Linked DNA regions of Homo sapiens: region 2 is linked to region 1. The links are chromatin loops, found by intact Hi-C in ENCODE. Cell type or tissue: mammary epithelial cell. All regions are shown on one strand. Each heading gives the region's core, and the rest is flanking DNA. Links, peaks and the distances in the headings are about the cores only.

What was found. A loop is a pair of places that touch in the nucleus more often than their neighbours do. Peaks named below come from ENCODE experiments on the same cell type or tissue, not always from the same donor. Only the 100,000 strongest peaks of a DNase experiment are listed, where the experiment ranks them.
Region 2: it touches region 1 in a loop (2.8-fold over the local background); 1 of 110 quality-filtered maps calls a loop at or near these places.

The regions. Positions count from the first base shown.
Region 1 is chr6:41,089,962-41,095,342 of GRCh38, reverse strand. It overlaps NFYA (nuclear transcription factor Y subunit alpha), which reads right to left. Exons shown (of 10, transcript NM_002505.5): 6 at 5,034-5,139; 7 at 3,649-3,815; 8 at 2,258-2,431; 9 at 846-947. It also overlaps a transcript of OARD1 not described here. Among named protein-coding and RNA genes, the nearest start is that of NFYA, 20 kb to the right of the region's middle. In mammary epithelial cell, for the core only: a CTCF peak has its summit at 2,704 (motif pointing left); no DNase peak of the experiment used is centred there; H3K27ac peaks cover 275 bases.
Region 2 is chr6:41,276,524-41,281,904 of GRCh38, reverse strand. TREM1 (triggering receptor expressed on myeloid cells 1) reads left to right here. Exons shown (of 4, transcript NM_018643.5): 3 at 752-944. Among named protein-coding and RNA genes, the nearest start is that of TREM1, 7.5 kb to the left of the region's middle. In mammary epithelial cell, for the core only: a CTCF peak has its summit at 2,752 (motif pointing left); a DNase peak (open chromatin) is centred at 1,024.

The DNA.
Region 1 (5,381 bases), core at 291-5,290:
CTAAGGACAAAGACCCGTGGCAGGAAGTAGACCAATGAACAGTAAACAGCAGCATAGAGACCAAGAAGTAGAAATGCAGTTAGAGGTAGACAGGAGCTGGAGCATGTAAGGCTTTGCTGGGCATAGTAGTAAGCACTTTGGATGTCAGTCTAAGTGCAAATGGGAAAGGGTAGGGGTTGAAGGAGCTTGAGCAGAACAGGGACTTGATAGGATAAACATTTTAAAAAGATCACACTAGGATGTGGAGAGTAGGCTAGAGGGGAACAAAAGTGGAAGAAGGGAAACCAAATTAAGCAGCTATTTTATAAATCTAAGCCAAAGAAGAGAGGATTAGACCAGGCTCACATCAGTTAGAAGGGAAAAAAGTAAACATTCAAATTATATTTGTGATGGGGTAATAAAACCTGTTCAATAAAAATAAAACTTGTTCCTTGAAAATTAAGAAAAGTGTGATTTTCAAGAAAGAATGAATAGTAATAAGTGACAAAGACGAAGAGCATCTCAACCCTCCAAGTAGCTGGGACTACAGGCATGCATCACCAGGCCTGGCTAGTTTTTGTATTTTTTTGTAGAGATGGAGTTTTGCCATGTTGCCCAGGCTGGTCTTGAAATCCTGGGCTTCCCACCTCAGCCTCCCAAAGTGTTGGGATTACAGGCATGAGCCACCAAGTCTGGCCTAGTGGTTTTAAGATAAAAGATAATCTAAAGAGACATAAGATTGCATCCAGTTTAGAGAATGTGAGTAGTCCCAGAGTAGGAAAATAGCAAGAGGACACTGCTGAAGGCTTCAACTCAAGTCAATACAAGGTAATAAAGAGAAGAATAAAATGTATATGTCTTCCTACCTGCATATGGGGACTATCCTTTTCCTTTGGAGAGAAAAATCGTCCACCTTCACCACGCTTCCGTGCCATGGCATGACGGTGCCGAGACTCATGCAGGTATTTCTAAAACGAGAAATAAAACCATTTAACTATTAATACTATCCAGAACCAGCACAGTTATCTAGTGCACAAATTCCATTCTCCAAAGTTTAAGACAGCTGGGATCAAAGTCACAAGGGACAATTATGACTTAGAATGACGATGGAAGCTTTGGAGAAAACACCTAGTAAGTAATATAGCTAACCATATATAACTACTGTAAGACTGTGAATGCTTATAGTATGAATTTTTTTTAAAAAAAATAACAGACTACCACCTACACTTCACAATATATACACTTTCCTCTGCTTTAATAACAGGCCAAATTTCGTTTGAGCAAATGAGTGTTCAGTAAAAAGACTTTCCTAGCATTAAAGTTTATTATTATTATTTTCTAGAAACAGGGTTTCACTCTGACACCCTTGCTGTTGGACTGCAGTGGCATGATCATGAATCACTGCAGCCTTGAATTCCTCGGCTCATGTGATCCTCCTGCCTCTGCCTTCCAAGTAGGACTACAGGCATTTGCCACCACACCAGGCTGGACTTTCCTAGCCTTATCTGCATGTTAGGTGTGATCAGGTAACTAAATTCCGGCTAGTGGAAGGTACACAACTTCTTCAAAGTTTCCTTGAAAGAAAGGGTACCTGGCCGGGTATGGTGGCTCACGCCTATAATCCCGGCACTTTGGGAGGCCCAGGCAGGTGGATCACCTGAGGTCAGGAGTTCGAGACCAGCCTGGCCAACATGGTGAAACCCCGTCTCTACTAAAAACACAAAAATAAGCTGGGCGTGGTGGCGCACACCTGTAATCCCAGCTACTCAGGAGGCTGAGGCAGGAGAATCACTTGAACATGGAAGGTGCAGGTTGCAGTGAGCTGAGATTGTGCCACTGCACTCCGGCCTGGATGACAGAGCAAGACTGAGTCTCAGGAAAAAAAAAAAAAAGAAAGGGTACCTTTCTTGTTCCCTTTCTTCCTAGGCTGGAGCCTAAGCAGGAATCTTGGACCATGAACAGCACACTAGCAATATTAAAGCAGTGAAACAGGTCTTGAGAACTGTGAAAATGTGCTACCAGTCCAGGATAATTTATCTCTGGACTACTTTTATGTATGAAAAGGAATAACATCTTATTTAAGCCACTGTTTGTTTTCGTTATTATAACTGCAGCTGCATATTAGTAATAACAAATGCTAACTCTTACAAAAGAGACAACAAGTATCTAACGTCAATTGTTTGGAAGGTACGTGAGAAAACAAGCCATATAAAAGATAATTTCAAAAGTAGAACCCTGCTATTCTCCTTTCCTATATCCTTCCCAATGTTATACATACCCTTCTCTCCTTTGGAATTTTCCCTTCTGCCTCTAGTTTAGCTCGGGCTTGCCTCCTCTTAAGAATACGGTGGTATTGTTTGGCATTCACGTAGAGAGGCTCTTCTTCAAGCATCTCTGCTCCAGGTAGAGGGATTCTTTGGATAGCAGGCACAGAGCCAGCCCCAGGAACCATCTGTGTGAACAGGAAACCAGAGCTTATTGGTGGCATGAAGTATGGACATAGAAACAGTTTCTTGGTTCCTCTTCATCCATTTTTTTTGTAAATGCCACAAAAAGTAATTTTTATAGGGTACTTGGGTAAATGCGGATCCCTGGAGAAATTTATACTAAAGATCTGCACTTTAAACAAACACCCCAGATGACTGTGTCATAGGAGATTCAGGTGCCACTCTGAGAAACTATATAACCATGCCCTAATTCATGTCCACCCATGGCTCTAGATATTTCTGCTGCCATCTAATGGTCAGGAACAGTAGTCATAAGACAAAAAAACAGCACAAAAATAGATAGACCAAGTGCTACTAAATGCCTATATTTATAAAAATAATAGTTAACTTATAATTCAATCCTAATTTTTCTTAAAAAACACCAAAACACTGTACTAAATGTAGGTAAAAACAAGTAACAGAGTCCTGTACCCCACAGCTCTTTCCCAAATACAACCGCTTTGAATAACTGTATTGAATCTTTTATAAAAATTATTTATTTTTCATTCAATTCGTAGAAACGAGGTCTCTCTACATTGCCCAGGCTGAGCTCAAACTCCTGGACTTAAGCCATCCTCCTGGATTAGCCTCCCAAGTAGCTAGGACTACAGGTGCATGCCACTGAGCCAGGGTTGGTTCTGTTTCTTTTCATAGCTTCCTCCACCTCTGTGCAGACTTCTGTTACTCATTCTTAATTTATGCATTTTAACATCCTATTTTGACATATGAGGATTTAGCTTTCAGTTACACCACCCAAATCTTCCTATCTTCCCAATACATTTACATGACACTTTTTTTTTGGTTTCTCTATCAATTACAATCTTTCTAATTTTTAGCTTATTTCTTATTTTGTCCATCATGGGCAATACTACTTTCCACTTCTCAAAGATTAGTATATAATTCCCTTCGTTATTTGAATTCTGAAAAGAATTCCATAAAATCACTATTTATCCATTGCTTTATCTCCAGCATCTAGAATAGTCCCTGGTGAATAGTCCCTGGCACATAGTAGGTGCTCAGAATGAATTATGGTTTGTCATAATGTTATTGTCAAAGTAGATTACCGACAGTGCCTTAAGGATCGATCTCAATCCCAAGAGGTCAACATAATAAATTTTAGGAGGCATCAAGTTGCATGTTCAAGAAAATTTCAAAGACAAAGCTGAAAAATACATTTTCTTACCATGACCATCCCTCCTGAATTGACCACATTGCCTGCCACTGGTAGTGTCACAGTGACAGTCCCTTGCCCACTGCTGGTTGTGTTGGTATTGGCTCCTGTTTGAACAATCTGTGCTCCTGCCAAACTGGCTGCTGGGATAGTGATCATGCCTGAAACAGGGACTGTAACTTTAAGAAAACAAAACATAAAACAAACAAAAAACAGGCACACAGAACAGAAAGAAGGGAACATAGTTAGTCCCTCTTCTATCTGGTATACACTCACCGATCCTGGCAAAACACACTGAAAAACACAAGGGGAGAAAAAGTACTCTCCCACTGTGGTGTGCTATATATAATCTAAGTAATCACAATCTTTGAAATTCTATTAACTGTCTAGGTCCCAGTTTTGAGTAACTCTATCCTTAGCAGTTTTCAAAAGGTGAAAAGGTTTGGAGGCCTCCTCTTCTACAGGTCAGTCTGACTACAGCTATACCTACTGCTCTTGTACATAATGAGCAATCTGCTTCAGGACAGAGATTTTAAAACTTATACTTTGTTTATCTCAAACTGACAATGAGTCAGTTGTAGTATTAAAACTTAAAATTAAACCAAGCATTCCAAGTCCCCAGACTATCAATAGCAGCACTTGAGGATTTGTTCACCATTCTGTTTGAGCTCTTGCCTGGGCTCAATCCAGTTCAGGGCCTCCCTGGAGTAATACAAGAGCACACAGTTAGTGCACTCTCTGGATCCTGTATATTGCAAATTTGCAATCACAAAGTCATGGAATCTAACAAAGATGTCCTTTTTTGATTTAACTATTTGACTAACAGGTGCTTCCAAAAGCCTTCAAGTTCAGTTTCTGCACTCCTCCTCCCAGACCAAACATCTATTATTTATGTTATCTATTCCTAGAACATACTTCCATGAGGGCCCTGCATTGTATTTATTTGTTCACGTCTTTCTTACTAGACTAGAGGCTCTTTGAGGACCCTTCTTAGTAAAAGTGCTGTATACATAATAGTCATTTAAAGTAATGGAATGACCCAGAAAAAAACATAAGCAGCAATAGCACTCTAAAGCCAACTTGATTTTTGATCTATTTCTCTCTTTACCAATGAACTCCCTATTTCTATTCTTCTGTTTAGAAACACTTCTTCCCTAAAAGCTTACACAATCCCTAGATTAGCAACCACTATAGAAACTGCTACACATGGAATCACTGTTGGTCACAGATGGTGACAAGAAACCAACAATCAATGGAGAGCTAGAGGAAATCTTTTTTTTTTTTGTCCAAAAAATATGTAGTGTCAAGTTCACCACTCAAATTCTAAAGATGTCAGTTGTCTAAGGGACAAAAAAGTTGCCCCAAAAAGTCCTAGGGAAGCTTATGGGTACACTTACCTTGCTGGAGAATGGTGCCATCTGCATTAACTGGTTGATAGACGATGGTCTGCCCTTCAGCAGTCTGTGCCACTTGCTGTCCCTGGACAGCAATCTGCTGCTGTGTCTGGAGGAAATAAGTAATGACACAATTCAACAGATCCCAAAGATACTAACAAAGAACGATGTAGTCCTTAAAAAAAAAAATTATTTTTTTGAGACAGAGTCTCACTCTGTCGCCAGGCTGGAGTGCAGTGCAGTGGCGCAATCTCAGCTCACTGCAACCTCCGCCTCCTGGGTTCAAGCGATTCTCTGCCTCAGCCTCCCGAGTAGCTGGGATTACAGGCATGCGCCACCATGCCCACCTAA
Region 2 (5,381 bases), core at 285-5,284, 190 kb before region 1:
GGGAGCAAGTCTCCAGAGCTCATTTTGTGTCCCCTTGTACACAACTCTACTCACTGGATAGGAGAGGGGGGTTTACTTATCTGTACCCTATTCATTTCAGAACTGCTTGAGGGAAGCACCTGTGCCTTCCTGGGCTCTGCACCCCTAGCAAATAATGTAGTTTCTGACACAAAGTAGGCCCTCAGGAGATGTTGCATTAAGGAATGAATTATGGAAGACAGAGGAAAGGGAAGCAGGCTCAAGTTCCCAGCACCTGGGGAATTCTAAGCCTGAGGAAGACAAGGTGCACACACAATATATTAATAAAAGATAACTTTTAAAGCAATATGCCATAAGCCAGGTGAACGAAAGGCAGAGTGAATCAAGTAAGCCTGGAATTATTCTTGGAGAAGGTTGGGGCACAAGAATTGGTGAAGAACAGAAGGCAAGTTCATTTCCAACAGTACGAATGACAAAAAATTCCTTTCTTCTTCTCTCTTTCTGCTCTCCCTCACTTCCTGCCCTTTTTTTCTTCTTTCCTTTTTTCGATTTCTGACTCAGGTTGACTCCACAGTATTTCTTTGGCTTTAGCAAAGGAAAACTTTGCATTTGGGCCATGCTCATTTCCCTCCTCAGCTTCATTTACCGTACCACCTACCCGTCCATCAACTCATCCACATTTTCATCCATACATCCATACATCCATTCACCCACCCATCCACCCATTCATCATCCATCTGTCCATCCATCCATCCAATGTGTCTTCTTGCAGGTTTTTCAGGGACCCCTGGCTCCAATGAGAATTCTACCCAGAATGTGTATAAGATTCCTCCTACCACCACTAAGGCCTTGTGCCCACTCTATACCAGCCCCAGAACTGTGACCCAAGCTCCACCCAAGTCAACTGCCGATGTCTCCACTCCTGACTCTGAAATCAACCTTACAAATGTGACAGATATCATCAGGTATAGTTTCCAGGTCCCTGGGCCCCTGGTTTGGACACTGAGCCCTTTGTTTCCCAGTCTGTGTGCTGAGAGGATGTGAAAGTGAGGGAAAGGGGAGGGTGGGGCAGGAGAAGACTTGAGTCACATTAGTCTGGGTAGAAATGTCCAGGGGAAGAAGGAAGTGGTGATGGAGAATAGGGGAGGCTCTCAGCCAGGCTGTCCTTCTCCCCAGTTCACCTTCTTTGTTTCCTTGCAACCTGAGTATTAAAGAGAGGGAAATGGCATCTTCCCCAAGTTCCAGTGGAGCTCATCCAACCCCAGGGGCCTGATGGGCAGTGGGAAAGCACTCTGAGTGAGGGGCCCTGGATCTAGTGTTGGCCTGACTAACTGAATGTGACTTTGGGTGAGTCAGGAACCCTCTCTGGCTTTAGCTTCTTTGACAATTCAGTAGGCATGGTAGAAACCCAAAGCTGGAAGACATTGTCCACCTAATAACTCTCAGCAGGAGCTGGAGCTGGGGCTAAATGCAGTATTGGTTTTTGCCTTATTGTTTTTTAAATAACATTGTTGCATGTGCCCAATTATAGATAAATAGAATCAGAATTTTTGCAGATGAGGTCCCTCTCAGTATTTTTAATAAGATGTTTAGGAGATTTCTAATGTGTAGGCAAACTTAAGAACCACTAACTTAGCAATTTCACACCTCTTTACAGTTATTAAATGTTGATTTATATTAGAATGTGTTTATCATTAAATACTGAATTATCAGGATGGAAATACTTTTCCACATCACCACTAGTCTAACATGTCTTTTTTCTCATATTCTCTTCTAGTCTTTATTCATGTTTATACATATTTTAATATGGCAGTAAGTCTAATTATACATGTTTTTATTCTTTTCCTTGCTGAAATTATTCTTTGATGCTGCTACCTAAATTTCATAAATATAATTTCAATGAGTGCATATTTTTCTATCAATTGGGAAAGCCATAACTTACATAACCATTGGCCTGTTCTTAGACATTGATATAGTGTTGATAACTCTGAGATAAACATATTCTTGCAGATATATTTTTCTTCTTTTAAATAATTAACTCGAAATTTCCATGAGATAATTTAAACACTGATATCATTTTGTATACAAATAGCATCTACCAATGGTCTTCCAAAAGATTGGAAACAATTTGCAGTGTGATCCATTAAGCATAAATAAAGCAGTGTCATGGCAGGCTTACAGACACGGATTTAGTCTTTTAAATCATTAAATAGTGTGAGTTAAATCACATTCCTGCTAAAACAAATGTGAACTGGTGCCTGCTCTAATTTCTCTATGAGTGTAGACTCCACCTCCATATGGGTAGTGGCAGTGCCTTTTTCCCCATTATGTTGTTTGGGGAACAAAGTGCTCATTAAACTTCTGTGGAATAAATCAAACGAATGATCTACTAAGAGTCAATTTTTTTTTTTCCTCTACTTTCATTTTGCAATACATAAGTTAAGAGAACATAATCTTTGCCCATATTCTTACTTTTACCGGAAGGAGGGCCTTAAGTGTAAGCTGTCCAGGTTCTGGGCCTTTTAATCAAAGTATTGGAGAAGACGCACAAAGTAACAAAGGAATGAAGCAGTGAAAGCAGGAATTTATTTAAGCGAGAAAGCGCTCCCCAGGGTAGAAGTGGCCCCACGCAAGTGGCTCAAGGGCCAAGTTACAAAGTTTTCTGGGTTTTAAGTACTCCACGTGAAGTTCCTCCCAGTTACCCCTTATCTGGATGAAGCATTTGGTTTGTGGCTAACTAAAGGCTAAGGTGAATTGGCGCCCTCTGTGGGTAAAGGGATGGTCGTCTCTGCTTGGCTCAGGGCCAATCTAAGACACTCTCCCTTTCCAGCTGAGACGTGGTGGAAGGGGGAGGGCTGTAGGGAGAGTAGCCTTTGATTCTTTGCTGCTGGGGCATGGGGAGATGGGGTTTTTCCTTTTGTTTTAGCTTTAGAAAGTTTATGTTAATTGGCCTTAGGTTCCCTGACCCCAGCCCCAGGAGTTTTCCTTTTGATCCAGCTATGGGAAGTCAGCACGAATCCATCCTAGATTTCTTGCCCCTAGACCTTGGTGTTGCTCCATGATTCAGCATGAATTGGTCTTACGTTCCTGCCTCCAGACCCTATTCTCCTGCCTTGCTGCTAGAGACTGCATCTCTCTTTTATCTGTTAACTTTATCTATCATCTAATATGAACTATCCTTTCAGCCAAAATCCAGTCTGGAAAGTGGAATCCACACTAGCTGTTTGAAAAGAAGAAGCTTTTTTTCTTTTTCTTTTCTTTTTTTTTTTGAGACACGGTCTCACTCTGTCAATCAGGCTGGAGTGGAGTGGCACGATCATGGCTCACTGTAGCCTCAACCTCCTCCCACCTTTGCCTCCCAAGTAGCTGGGACCACAGGTGCATACCACCAGGACAGCTAATACTTTTTATTATTTTTGTAGAGATGGGGGTCTCCCTGTGTTGCCCAGGCTGATCTCGAATTCTTGGGATCAAGTGATCCTCCCACCTCGGCCTCCCAAAGTGCTGGGATTACAAGTGTGAGCCACCACATCCAGCCATGAAACGAAGGAATTTAATGCAGGGAATTGTTTGCCCAGGTGATGGAAGAGCTGAGACGCTATCCTGGGGATGGAGAGGCACTGCAGAGGTAGCCACTATCACCCTATCTCTAGGTAGTTTCCCCAGAAGCAAGCTGTAAAGTCTTGTTAAAATGTTTTAGGACTAGGTGTTGTGGCTCACACATATAATCCCAGCACTTTGGCAGGCTGAGGTGGGAGAATCACTTGAGCCCAGGAATTTGAGATTAGCTTGGGCAACATAGCAAGACTCCGTCTTTACAAAAAAATAATAAAAAAATTAGCAGGGCATGGTGGCATGCACCCATGGTCCCAGCTACTCGGGAGGCTGAGGCAGGAGGATCACTTGAGCCTGGGAGATCAAGGCTTCAGTGAGCTGTGATCAAGCCACTGTACTCCAGCCTGGGCAACAGAGCAAGATCCTGCTCTCTTTCTCTCTAAAAAAAAAAAAAAAAAAAAAAGACAAAAAGAAAAATGTTTTAGGAAGTGATTTCTGGCAAAGCCATTGAGGAAGTGGGACCAGGAAGGGAAGGAAGCCAAGCAAGCGTGTCATAACCAAGGGGTATCTCACAGGATAACTCTGGCTCAGTCTTGTTAAGGAGCTCTGGGGACTCCTGGGTCACATTTGGAGTTGTCCCTATAAGGGGCAGTAACTGAGCAAGGGCAGCTCTAACCAAGGCCAAGCACATGAATTCCTGGCCCTTCAGGGGGTTGGTAGCTTGTGTGCAGCCTCGAAAAAAATGCAGATGGTGGCCTGTTGGGAGTGGACATGCCCCAGGAGTTCAGCATAGGAAAATGGTAAAGCACTCAGAGTGGATAATGCAGAGCACTGGCAGGAGAGACTTGGGGAGGAGGTGCAGTGAGCAGAGCCCGGAAGCCAGGACATTCAGGTTGCAGCACTGGAATCGGGGCAGATGCTGAGGATGCTGAGTGCGCCACCATGTGAGGGGTGAGAGAGATGCTGGCTCCCTGCCCCTTGCTGCCTGTCTCTCTGCCCCATCCCTGCCCCCGTCTCTGCCCCCTGTCCCCCACCAGTTGCTGAACTCGACCAGTCAGGCTTGGGAATGTAGTCCCCTGTGCTACAAGTCAGGGCCCTTGAATGGGGGTGGATTTCAGGCAAATAGGCAGTTTTCTGCTTTCTAGCTCCTTTACGCCGTTTCCCTCTTTGCTAGTTTGTGCATGTGGTTTTAAGTTTTGTATAGGTGGGTGTGTTGATTTTAAATCAATTGCTTTGCTTTATTCCTTAATGTGTTTGATTCTATTTCCTGGTGACTTTTCTTGGATTGTTTTTTTTTTATTTTATTTAAATGTTTAGTCCGGGGGAAGATTTATTCTGCTACATGCTATAAACTGTAGAAAAGCCTACACCGTTACCATGTTGCTGTCCAGATACTGCAAGACTATTTACTAAATGATCCTCCTGCCTCTCCAAGTAGCTGGGACCATGGGTGCATGCTACCACGTCCGGCTTATCCACTGGACCTCTGATTTCCTTAGACATTATGTTCCTGCATAGCACTGGCTCTGCATCTGGCCTTTGTGTTCCATTGCCATCTGTCTGTCCCTGTGTCTTACCATGCCACATCCTTGTGCTCTCATCTGCTTGCATGTCTGCTGATGGAACTGGCCAAGTGCCCTCACTCCTTTGCATCTTTTTATTATGATACCTATTGATGTTTACCCAGAAACCTTAGAATCATTTCGCCAAAATCTATAAAATTCATGATGAGATTTTCACTACGGGTGGATTCTTCTCGGTTTATAGGTGAGGAAACCGAGCTAAAGAGGTGAGATGACCATCCCAGTAGGCAGGGTACGGTACTGAGAATAGAGAGCGGGTTTCCT